Regions from separate parts of the Homo sapiens genome. Here all the other regions are linked to region 2. The links are chromatin contacts, found by Hi-C or POLR2A ChIA-PET in ENCODE. All regions are on one chromosome and are shown on one strand. Each heading gives the region's core, a stretch centred on a gene start or an enhancer-like site at or near the end of the contact. The rest is flanking DNA. Distances are from core to core; before and after follow the strand shown. Region 1 overlaps PGBD5 (piggyBac transposable element derived 5). Region 2 overlaps TRIM67 (tripartite motif containing 67). Region 3 overlaps COG2 (component of oligomeric golgi complex 2).

Region 1 (3,527 bases), core at 259-2,758, 880 kb after region 2:
CTTAAATTTGCAGAAAGGTAGCAGGAATGTCAGTCAAGCCACTAACAGCCGAGGAAGGTGCTAAGACAGAACAACTGTTAGAATGGGAAGACAGGGCCATGTCGATCTTGAACATCACAGAGACAGACATGGAGAAGATAGACATGTGTGCAGATCCATATAGCTCTGAATACAGCGTCCACCACGAATCTGTGCATGACATACACGCCATTCTCAGTGATTCACTCAGTCAAGACAGTCACTATCAGATTCCCTCTTGCTAATATTGCCAATGTTAGCAATCAGAAGATGTCACAGGACAGCTGCCTTGCCTTTTTCAGCTGGGGTACTACCTCAGAATCCAAAATATCATAGGGAGAGGAGGGTGATCTGGTTTATAAACTGGGGAAATGCTCAAGGAGAGGATGCAGATCTGGTGTGGAAACAGCTCAGTTTCAAGCTGAAACCCCCATGTTAAATTTAAAATTATGAAAAAGAATGGGAAAGAAATGAAGAGTTAAAGAAGGTCTCCCATGTCCCGTGGTGAGGTAGATTGGGACAGTGACAGTCCAGGAGCCTCTGCTCTTATTGGGCTGAAATCAGGAGGTGAAAAGCTGCAAGGTCGGTGGCTATGGGGACGGGTCTATGGGAAACCCCGAGATCTTCGGAGAGCGGCCATGACTCACCGGAGACACTAATGACTCAGAGCGGGGCATCCTGAGTTCCGGGAAAAGAACTAAGGGGATTTGCATTTCTTTATAGGGATGGTCTCACCTGCTCACATCCAAGTGGAACCCTACAGAGGCCAGAGCCTCCTGTGACCCAGAGAAGGTTGTCATTGGAGGTCAGGCAAATCAAAACATAGCTGGAGATGGGAGACCTGCACGGGCCACATGCTGTGGCCCCAAGTGTGACAAGGGGTTACTCCTACTCGGTCTTGGAGGCAGAGGCAGCTGAGATAAGGGGCCGGGGACAGGAATCCTCAGGAGGGGCGTTGGAGAGAGACGGCAGTCCTTGGGCACTGCAGGCCCGCACGCCCTCCCTGGCGCCTGGTGCGCTGAGCCCTGGAGAACGCCCCCTCTGCAGGCTCCCGACAGCAGAACATCTCTCAGGAGGAGGGGCTCCATAAGCAAGTGAAGGAGGCCATAGTCTTCCGGCCAGGAGGAAGCTCCAGTGTGGGGGCCGCCATGGTTTTCTGGCCCTTGGATAGCTTTAGGAAACTCATTGCCAGGGCCCCTTCCCCGGTCCTGCGTCTCTAGGGCAGGCCTTGGCAGCTCAATTTCCCACAAGCTGGCCAGTGTTTCTTCCATGCGAAATGCTGCTGTTTCTGAGGAAAGAAGGAAAGAGTCCGGCTCAGTGTATGTAAGCAGATCTGCGCGACCCTGGTCTCCTCAGCCACGGTCCCTCAGTGAGAGTTGTGGGGGTGGGAGGGGGCTGGCCCCAGATGAAGCTCCTGTGGACCTGCAAAGGACATGCCCGTTTGACTTTGACCTTGTCCATTTAAGTATTGCTGAAATTTCACAATCCTGTGAGCCAATGCCTTAAAAAAAAAAATACAGAAAAATGGCACTGTGCCCATAGTCCCTTGCTGCTGTGAGGGAAGGCCAGTTCAAGGAAACAGTAGGTCAACTCCAGCCACTCTCGAATGGCCGCGGCTGTTAGGAAGAAGGCGTCCGTCTCATCTTCCGTGTTGTCTGCGGTGGGTGGCGCATAGGGCAGGCCTGGGAAGCCAGAATGACCAGCAGTGGCTTGGCAGCGGGGCAAGGAGGGCTCATGGGTCTCCGTGTGCTTCTCAGGCCCTGCTGGTAGGATTTGTTCATCTTGCCATGACCTTTGCGGTGCCCCTGGGATGCATTCCCAGTTGTACTTAGTAGAGGAAAAGGTGTTTGAGGGTGTAGGGCCCCCAAAGTTCGAGGAGGCATGAAAGGACGGAGCTGGGGGATGGGAGGGTTGAAAAGGACAACCTCCTCCTTCTTCTGAGCCTCTAATTCCTTTTGGCTGCGCGTGGAGGCTCGCACATGTAATCCCAGAGTTTTGGGAGGCCCAGGTAGAGGATCACATAAGGCCAGGAGTTTGAGACCAGCCTAGGCAACATGGTGAGACCTAGGCAACATGGTGAGTCTCTGTTTTAAAAAATTGTTTTAATTAGCTGGGCATGGTGGCATGTACCTGTGATCCCAGCTCCTTGGGTGGCTGAGGTGGGAGTATCCCTTGAGCCCAGGAATTTTAGGCTGCAGTGAGCTATGATCATGACACTGCACTTCAGCCTGAGTGACAGAGCAAGACCTCATATCTAAAAAAATAATGATAATAATTCCACCCTTTTGCTTTTTTATTTTTTATTTCATTTTGAGATGGAGTTTCGCTCTTGTCACCCAGGCTGGAATACAATGGCAGCGATCTCAGCAAACCGCAACCTCGGCCTCCCAGTTTCAAGTGATTCTCCTGCCTCAGGCTCCTGAGTAGCTGGAATTACAGGCGCCTGCCACCGTGCCCAGCTAACTTTTGTATTTTTAGTAGAGATGGGGTTTTGCCATGTTGGCCAGGCTAATCTCAAACTACTGACCTCAGGTGATCCCCCCGCCTTGGCCTCCCAAAGTGCTGGGGTTACAGGCGTGAGCCACCGTGCGCAGCCTCCTTTTGCTTTTTTAAATTGACAAACAATAATTACACATTTTCACGGGGCACATAGTGATGTTCTGCTACATATAATGTATGGAGATCAGATCAGGGTAATTAGCATATCCATCATCTCACACACTTATCGGGGGATTTATTAAAGGATGCAAAACCACAGCCTAGATGGGAGGAGTGAGGTCTAGTGCTCTGTGCGGGGTGACTCTGCAGTCACCCTGTGTGGGGTGACGAGTTGCCGACACCCCTTGGCTTTGATGAAGGCAGGTGGAAAGGGCTCCATGGTGCTGTCTGACCTCAGCCACCACCTCTTCTTCCTAGCATCCCTCACCCAGCCTGGCAGAAGGGGGAGGGAGGGAGGAGTGAGCCCTGTCTCCGCTTTCACTCTTTCAAGGCCCAGTCGGATGCAGCACCCTTCCCCATGCTGCTTAGAGCCCCTTCAGGCCTGCCAGGATCCTAGAGGCCTGTAAACCCCATGACTTGGGGTGCTGTGTCTGGGCCAGCGCATACCATGGCACTCACCTGACTGATGCTTTCCTCAATCCCTCTGAAGCACCTGGTGGTTGGTGCTGATTGTTCTTCTTCAACTCTTCCCTCCCCTCCTCCTCCTCTGCTCATTATTAAGTTGGGAGCAGCTAAGCTGGACGAAGATAGGCACATTTATAAAGTGGCATTAGGAGGAGGTGCTGAGGAAGGGGCTTATCTTGTCTCTCGCCTTCAGGAGTCATCATCAAAAGGAAGAGTGGGGAGATCCCATGCCCCTTGGCCGTGGAGGCGTTTGCCGCTCACCTGAGCTACATCTGCAGATACGATGACAAATACAGCAAGTAAGTGGCTGGGCACCTCCATGACAGAAGGGCTCTCATAGTTGTGCCGTCTCGGAAGAGATGTAATGGCAGATGATCACTAGTTTC
Region 2 (3,231 bases), core at 633-3,132:
CCTTCTCTCACAGTGGACACACCTTGTTAACAGGCCATGATGAAGACTCCCCTAGAGGAACACCTCCAGGCTGTTCAACCCCCTCTTTCTGACAGCATCTGGGATCTGCGCACTAGAAAATTCGGGTTTTGATGAGAAGGTCCCATTTGAAACTGTGGAGCATGGAGAATGGGTAAGAAAGGCACCTTTTCCTGCCAAAGAAAATAACTGACTTGGCGCCCTTTTCTGTTTTAGGCAAGTGAGGATGCTGAGGTCGATGAAGATGTGGACATCCAGGCCTTCAGGAAATTTTGAAAGGCCCCTACTCAACATTGGCTCATCTTCCCAGAAACATCCTAGGGTCCCTCAAAAAGCAGCGTATGGCAGGCAGAAGGGTGCTGAAGTTGAAATCAAGTCCTCTGTCGCAGTCATTATCCCTCAGGTGACCAATAGCGGAACGTTGAGAATGTCCATTGTGCTCTTGATCAGTGTTGGCAACGTCGTACTTTGTAGGTGGTAAGAATTCACATCCACTCGGTGGAAGTGAATCTATAATAAAAGTAAGGAACATGCTCCCAAGGGGGGGCTTGGCTGACCACATCTTCTCCCATGGGCCGAATCCTGCAGACTCTCCTTCCCTTCCTTGAGGTGGTTTTTTGTTTTAGAGTGGCTGTTTCTCCCTGTGGCCCAGGCAGTGGTGCAATCATGGCTCACCGTTGCCTGGAACCCCTGGGCTCAACGGATCCTCCCACCTCAGCCTCCCGAATAGCTGGGACTGAAACGCCTAACCTTTTTACTCTAACTTGTTACTTTGAATTTTGTCCTGCTTGTCTCTTTAATCACCTAGCCTTGCTTCTCATGTAAATAAGACTCTCTCTAGCTGGGAAGGCTGGACAAACTCCAATTGACCTTTTAATTTACAAGACACTAAAGGCTCCTCACCTAACCCCCTTCCGTAAGGAGTTGGCCTGGGTAAACAGATCCTCAGCATTTCAAAAGAGCCCAATTAACTGATAAGGTACTAACACCAACAATGTATGAAGTTCTTAGGATTTTTCTCTAAGAGATAACAACATAAAACCTTGAGTTCGTGTCCGGCATAGACCTTATATCTAATTATAATGAAAGATTTAGAACCTTGCACCTGGTACCGTTGCTCTTCTTGTAACTATTTGTCTTTCAAGTTGTTTATCTCTCTGTAACTATTTTGCTTCTTTTGATTCTTGCATGTTTTTACTTCTGTAGAATTATTACATTTGAGTCCCCCTCCCCTTCCTAAACCTAAGTATAAAAGTTAATCGAGCTCGTTACTCGTGGCCGAGAGAATTTTGAGCATTAGCTGTCTCTTTGGCCACCGGCTTAATAAAGGACTCTTAATTCGTCTCAAAGTGTAGCGTTTCCTTAACTCGCCTAGGTACAACAGGACTACAGGCACACACCATGCCCGGCTAATTTTTAAATTATTTTATAGAGACGAGGGCCTCACTATGTTGCCCATGCTGGTCTTGGACTCCTGGGCTCAAGGGATCCTCCTGCCTCAGCCTCCTGAGTAGCTGAGACCACAGGCTTGAGCCACCGCGCCCGCTCAGGGCTGAGGTCTTAGCCTTAACCTTAGCAGCGCCACTCTGCTAAGAAAACCATGTTTGTCCTTCCAGATTGATAATGAGTTGATCTGCTGGACGCTGCTGGTAGGGCAGAGGGAAGGTGAGCAGCGAGGATTCACGACAGGAAGTCCCGAGGAGGACTTGGTGGGCGGCCCAGACAGGTGTTTCCGGAGAAGGCAGGGTTTCCCCCGAGGGTGCCCGGGGCGGGATCCGGCAGGTGGGAGAAGGAAACTAAAACCGCACTGTTGATGCTATTTGGACACCGACCACCGGGTGGCGGTAGTGACCCATGGGAGGTGCAGGAATGAGTCCAACCTAAGCAAAGCCTCAGGCCCCCAGTCAGCTCTGGGGTCCAACTTCCCGGCTGCCTCGGCTTCCTCCCAGATAGCGCTTACCCTACCCGATCCACATCCGAGGGTGGGAGGACATGCAGACAGGGGCAGGTTCTCTCTACCTTCTCATGGCCTCACTTCCCTTCTGCTTTTCTTACTGAGGTGGCACCAAGGGGCTGTCAAAGACAGCAAAGGCCCAAGAAGTGCTCCGCAGCCCTTGGGAGGGGTGTGGTGGCCAATGGCCAGGAGAGCTGGGGAGTCTGCACCACACAAACCAAGGCTGGGGTCCTGGGCTCAACCCTGACAGTATCAACTAGCCGCGTGACCCGAGCCGTTGTCTGACCTTCCTAAGCCCAGGCTTTTTAATATATATATTAAACAAACAAACAAAATATATATATATATATATATTTTTTTTTTTTGGTAGAGAGGAGGGTCTCACTATATTGCCCAGGCTGGTCTTGAACTCCTGGGCACAAGCGATCCTCCTGCCTCGGCCTCCCAAGTAGCTGAAACTACAGGTACACAGCACCATGCCTGGCTAATTTTTAAAATTACTATTATTTACAGAGACAGGGTCTCACTAAGTTGCCCAGGCTGGTCTCAAACACCTGGGCTCAAGCAATCCTTCTGCCTCGGCCTCCTTAAGTGCTGGGATTGCAGGTGCAAGCCACCATTCCAGCCTAAGCCCCAGTTTTATAATCTGTAAAATGGCAACAATAATAGTACCTTTGCAAGGATTAAATGAGCTCAGATACATCGAGTGCTTCCTACAGCATTGAGCACAAGTAAGGGTTTGATAAATGCTTCTTGTTATCACTCCTGCCAGCAAACAGGGTATCTGGGTGCCAGTTTGGTTTAAGCAAGCAGAGACGGAGCTGATGGGCCTGGACTTGGCCCCTCTGTGGGTGGGAGGGAGAGTGGCCAGCCTGCAGTGTCCGGGCAGAGGCACAGAGCTGCCCGCCTCTTCCCCAGGACTCAGGAGAGAAGGGGCCCTGCCTACAAGCAAAGAGGCAAGCAGATGGGGTCCTGAGGGCCCTCAGGCAAGTCCCTGGCCCAGATTAGACGTGGCTTCCCTGAGAAAGAAGAAGCTGGTCCTTCCTCTGCGGGAAGGTGCCCCAGGGGCTGTTATAGGAGCTGCAGGTGGGCCCAGAGCACTGAGAGCCTCCGGGTCAATTTTGCCTGGGGCTGGGGCCCAGCGAAGTCAAGGTCAGCTCTTGAAGTTCCTCACCCCTTCCTGCTGGGGAGATGGCCCTTAGCAGACCAGGAGCAAGGCTCCATAGCAAGGAGGTGGCTTCAGGTGGCTGCAACTTGCA
Region 3 (3,416 bases), core at 329-2,828, 530 kb after region 2:
TAAGGGTTCTCTGTTATTTGCAGCTGGTCTGAATCATAACTTACCCCATGTTTCTCAAATTAAACAAACTGCCAGTTAAGTCTCCATCAAGAAGTTGTTGCTGGTGAGCAGCACCTGATTATGATCCTCTATTCACTTCAAGGCCATAAAACTTTGGTTCCTCCAACCCATCTATCTTAACACCATCACAGGAAGGTAAACGTCCCCAAGCTAAGAAAGCTGCATTCTGTACCTGTGTTGGCAGCTTGAGAAAAATCACAGGAAGTGGCCAGTTAAAACTAGAACTCACTGCTTGGTGCTCTTCTAATCTGTGACCCTCTCCCACGTCCATGGTACTTGCCCTTCGGGTTCTACGGCTGTCTGTACCAGCGCTTCCTAGATGTGCGTTCTTTTTTCCCTGATGACAGCTGGCTCACCTGGCACCTCAGCTCATCCTGTCACAGACTTCTGTTCTAATAATGGATATGGACATGTTTTTATGACTTTGTGAAAGGCAAATGTGTTATATAGTTTTTTTAAGCTAGCTGCTTTTGCAGGCATTGTTTTCTAACTATATAACTCTTGCAATTTCATATATCTCTTTACTAGCATGCTCTTTTGTCACCTGCTAATTGCCTTACTAGTAATGAATTCTGATGCATGCTCAATATCAATTTATCCAACTGATATTAAATTATTTTTTATAGTACATAATGTGCTTTTACAAAGCGGTTCACAGACTGAGCTAAAGGCAACTGTCTGAAGAGTAAAAAGAACAGCTTGAGACAAAAAGCAGCAGCCCTACCCAACACAGCTGAGCACTGAAGACACTAAGGCTATCCTGTACCATTGTAGCTGGCTGGTTTCCAGTAGCTGTCCCGTCTGCCCCATGGAAGGAAAGGAACTCTAATTGCCCAGTGAAGCTTACAAAAGGCTAGTCTTTTCAAGCTGCAGTTGAGAGGTACAGAAGGAACAAGTGACAGATGGAAAAGTGGGATAAGAGAGCACTGGAAACTAGCCCAGGAACAGCAGTAAGAGGAGGCAGTGACACTGAGCACGGGAACAAGGGAGATGGGATTGCTCTGCACCTGGGAGAGCAAACCAGCACCTAGAGCTCAATCTCAGACCCCCAAGTCCTGCCTTTTTTCAAAATCTAAACAAAATATAGGAAGTTAGCCCTGATACAGAAAAGGCCTGATAGCTGGCACAGCACTGTTTATATCAGGGAAAAACTGGAAGCAACCTAAATGGCCAAAAGAAGGAATATGCTTATGGAACCTGAGATATATTCAATGGACTAGTATGCAGTATTAATGTGGAAGCTTGATGCTATTTTCCAATAAGGAAAAATAGGTATAATTTAGTACTATCCAAAGACATGGGACACAAAGTTTTATGTATATTTATGATAATTCTGAAAAGCATAGAAATGAAAAAGGACCAAAGAAATGCAGCAGAGCCTTGATCCCTGCACTTCACAGAGACGTTCTGCCTGTCTGTGAGCAGGGACAGTGATACATGATTACAACTGCCTGAGTCACTTGGCCTAGGTGTGCTCCCCAGCCAGGGGACCAGCCCCTCACACAGCTCTGCTGTGCAGTCACTTCCAGGAATGAAGCAACAGATCATATTTCTTCTTGGAAAATGGCCAAAAGTGAGAGGGAACCTCTGCTGAAATCTGAAAAGCCATGCTGTGGTTTTCATGTGCACATCGAATGTCATTCTACTCTCAACAGGATCCATGTAAGAAGGGCAACCCCAAATACAAACATTTCTAAATTCTTAAATATAGGCCTGGGGAAGGTCTCTAGACATATTCCTCCACGAACATCACAGGTCTACAATAATACTTAAATAAAAATAACAATGGCGATAATAATAGTGATGCCTATTGTTTTTTTTCTCTGAAGTATTGGAAACATCATTAAGTGCACCCGTCTCTTGTGGATACACATGTCTGAGAGGAGTGCAGGAACAGGAAAGGGCTACTTGCACCTTAATACTACTATGTAGATTCCACATCATAAGACTGTGTTCAGCATATACTATGTAATACAGTATATACATGTGAATGTACTATAAAGATTTCAATTTTAAAAAGAACAGCAAACTGAAATTTAGGCTTTAGCATTTAAAGAGCTAACACCTGCAGTTTCCAGGCAGCCACTGACTCATTATAATTTGGGGCTGTTTTGATCACATCTGCATTTAATTTCTTCCTATGAGATACTAAGTCCTCATCTACTTTCCAATATGCCTGTAGGTGCAAATGAAATGTAGACACAGTGGGGTCTCAGGAAGAGTGAGAGGATACAAAATGTGTTCACAAGAATTGTGGTGGTGGCTGGGGTGGGGAGGTGGCCTTTTTCCTGAAGGTGATTGGGATGTGGGTATATAGTCAGATCCAGGAGCAGAAAACTATTACTGAGAGTAATATTTCTTCTTAGGAAATGTCCAACCATCACACCCCACTGTCTTTAGGTTTACTTCAAATGACCTTGAAATGAATCTGATGACAATGCAACTCTGACCCTAATCATGTTTGCGGAACTTTTTGTCATCCTTCAGAGCAAACAACTCAACACCTGATAAAAATCAATAGAAAAGTTCTACAAAGTCTTAATGGAATTTACTTTTTAGATGGAAAAACAAATGTACTAAAGACAAGTTCTACACTTCCGTAACTCAAACGTGTTTTTTTAAAATTTCATGAATTTTAAATAAAAGAGGTTTTTTAAAAAAGGCTAATCAGCTCCTTTGAAGGCTTAAGGCTGAAATCTGGTGAAGGTAAAAAAGACTTTCAGGGAACTGGCTGAGTTTCAATGTAGTTTAAGGTCCAATTACCAGCTTTGAGAGAAACTGAAATGGAAGGGAGATGCAGCTGAAGCCAAGCTGGGCCGTCACCAAGGGGCCCAGCCTGGCAGAGCCAAGAGCATGGGCTGAAATAGCCCATGGGAGCTCCAGGAGGTGCAGGGGTGGGATGGAAGAGTGAGGTGATGCTGCATGGGTCCCAGGGTCTGAGGAAAAGGACCAGGAAAGTTTGGAGGCAGGAAGCAGAGGAGTATGTTTGTGAGGTGACAGCATTAGATAACTAAAGCAATCTAACTCCAAACCTGGACGACAAAAAGAGATGGGGAAATGTAAACATTATTTCTACATAGCAGTATCATTTTATAAAATGATGCTTTGCTATTTTAAATCCTGCTCACAAATCAAAAAGGTTTCTTGCCCTGGCTTGATGTTGATTATCATATACCAACTATTTCCAGTGCATCCCATTAATATCTTAGATGAACAAATCCGTAATTTCCTGCTGAGAGACCAACTACATGATGATGCAACCTTGGAAAATTTAGCATAAAACACAGTATTGTAAGTGAAAGGGCACCTTACTACTTCATTCTGAGAACTGTGATTTCATTATAAAAAGATCATTA

The links. A loop is a pair of places that touch in the nucleus more often than their neighbours do. ChIA-PET counts read pairs that join two places held with the same protein, here RNA polymerase II (POLR2A). Pooled maps may share reads with other maps.
Region 1: a loop to region 2 is called in a pooled map, with 5 times the contacts of the local background. The contact joins two enhancer-like sites. A Hi-C loop is called at or near these places in 1 of 168 maps with a recorded cell type or tissue (naive thymus-derived CD4-positive, alpha-beta T cell) and 8 of 50 pooled maps. POLR2A ChIA-PET finds 5 or more read pairs at or near these places in 1 of 52 experiments (GM12878).
Region 3: a loop to region 2 is called in a map of IMR-90, with 12 times the contacts of the local background. The contact joins two enhancer-like sites. A Hi-C loop is called at or near these places in 3 of 168 maps with a recorded cell type or tissue (CD4-positive, alpha-beta memory T cell, IMR-90 and MCF 10A) and 10 of 50 pooled maps. POLR2A ChIA-PET finds 5 or more read pairs at or near these places in 1 of 52 experiments (WTC11).

The regions. Positions count from the first base shown.
Region 1 is chr1:230,325,223-230,328,749 of GRCh38, reverse strand. PGBD5 (piggyBac transposable element derived 5) reads left to right here. Exons shown (of 7, transcript NM_001258311.2): 6 at 3,335-3,440. Among named protein-coding and RNA genes, the nearest start is that of PGBD5, 99 kb to the left of the region's middle. RefSeq lists an enhancer at 821-940. Within about 2 kb of position 1,508, at least 3 of the 41 ENCODE cell types and tissues checked have a DNase peak (open chromatin) inside an H3K27ac peak, as active enhancers do.
Region 2 is chr1:231,210,127-231,213,357 of GRCh38, reverse strand. All of the region lies in intron 8 of TRIM67 (tripartite motif containing 67), which reads right to left. Among named protein-coding and RNA genes, the nearest start is that of TRIM67-AS1, 24 kb to the right of the region's middle. RefSeq lists enhancers at 1,433-1,492, 1,613-2,022. Within about 2 kb of position 1,882, at least 4 of the 41 ENCODE cell types and tissues checked have a DNase peak (open chromatin) inside an H3K27ac peak, as active enhancers do.
Region 3 is chr1:230,679,958-230,683,373 of GRCh38, reverse strand. The region is part of intron 10 of COG2 (component of oligomeric golgi complex 2); the gene reads right to left. Among named protein-coding and RNA genes, the nearest start is that of AGT, 32 kb to the left of the region's middle. Within about 2 kb of position 1,578, at least 8 of the 41 ENCODE cell types and tissues checked have a DNase peak (open chromatin) inside an H3K27ac peak, as active enhancers do.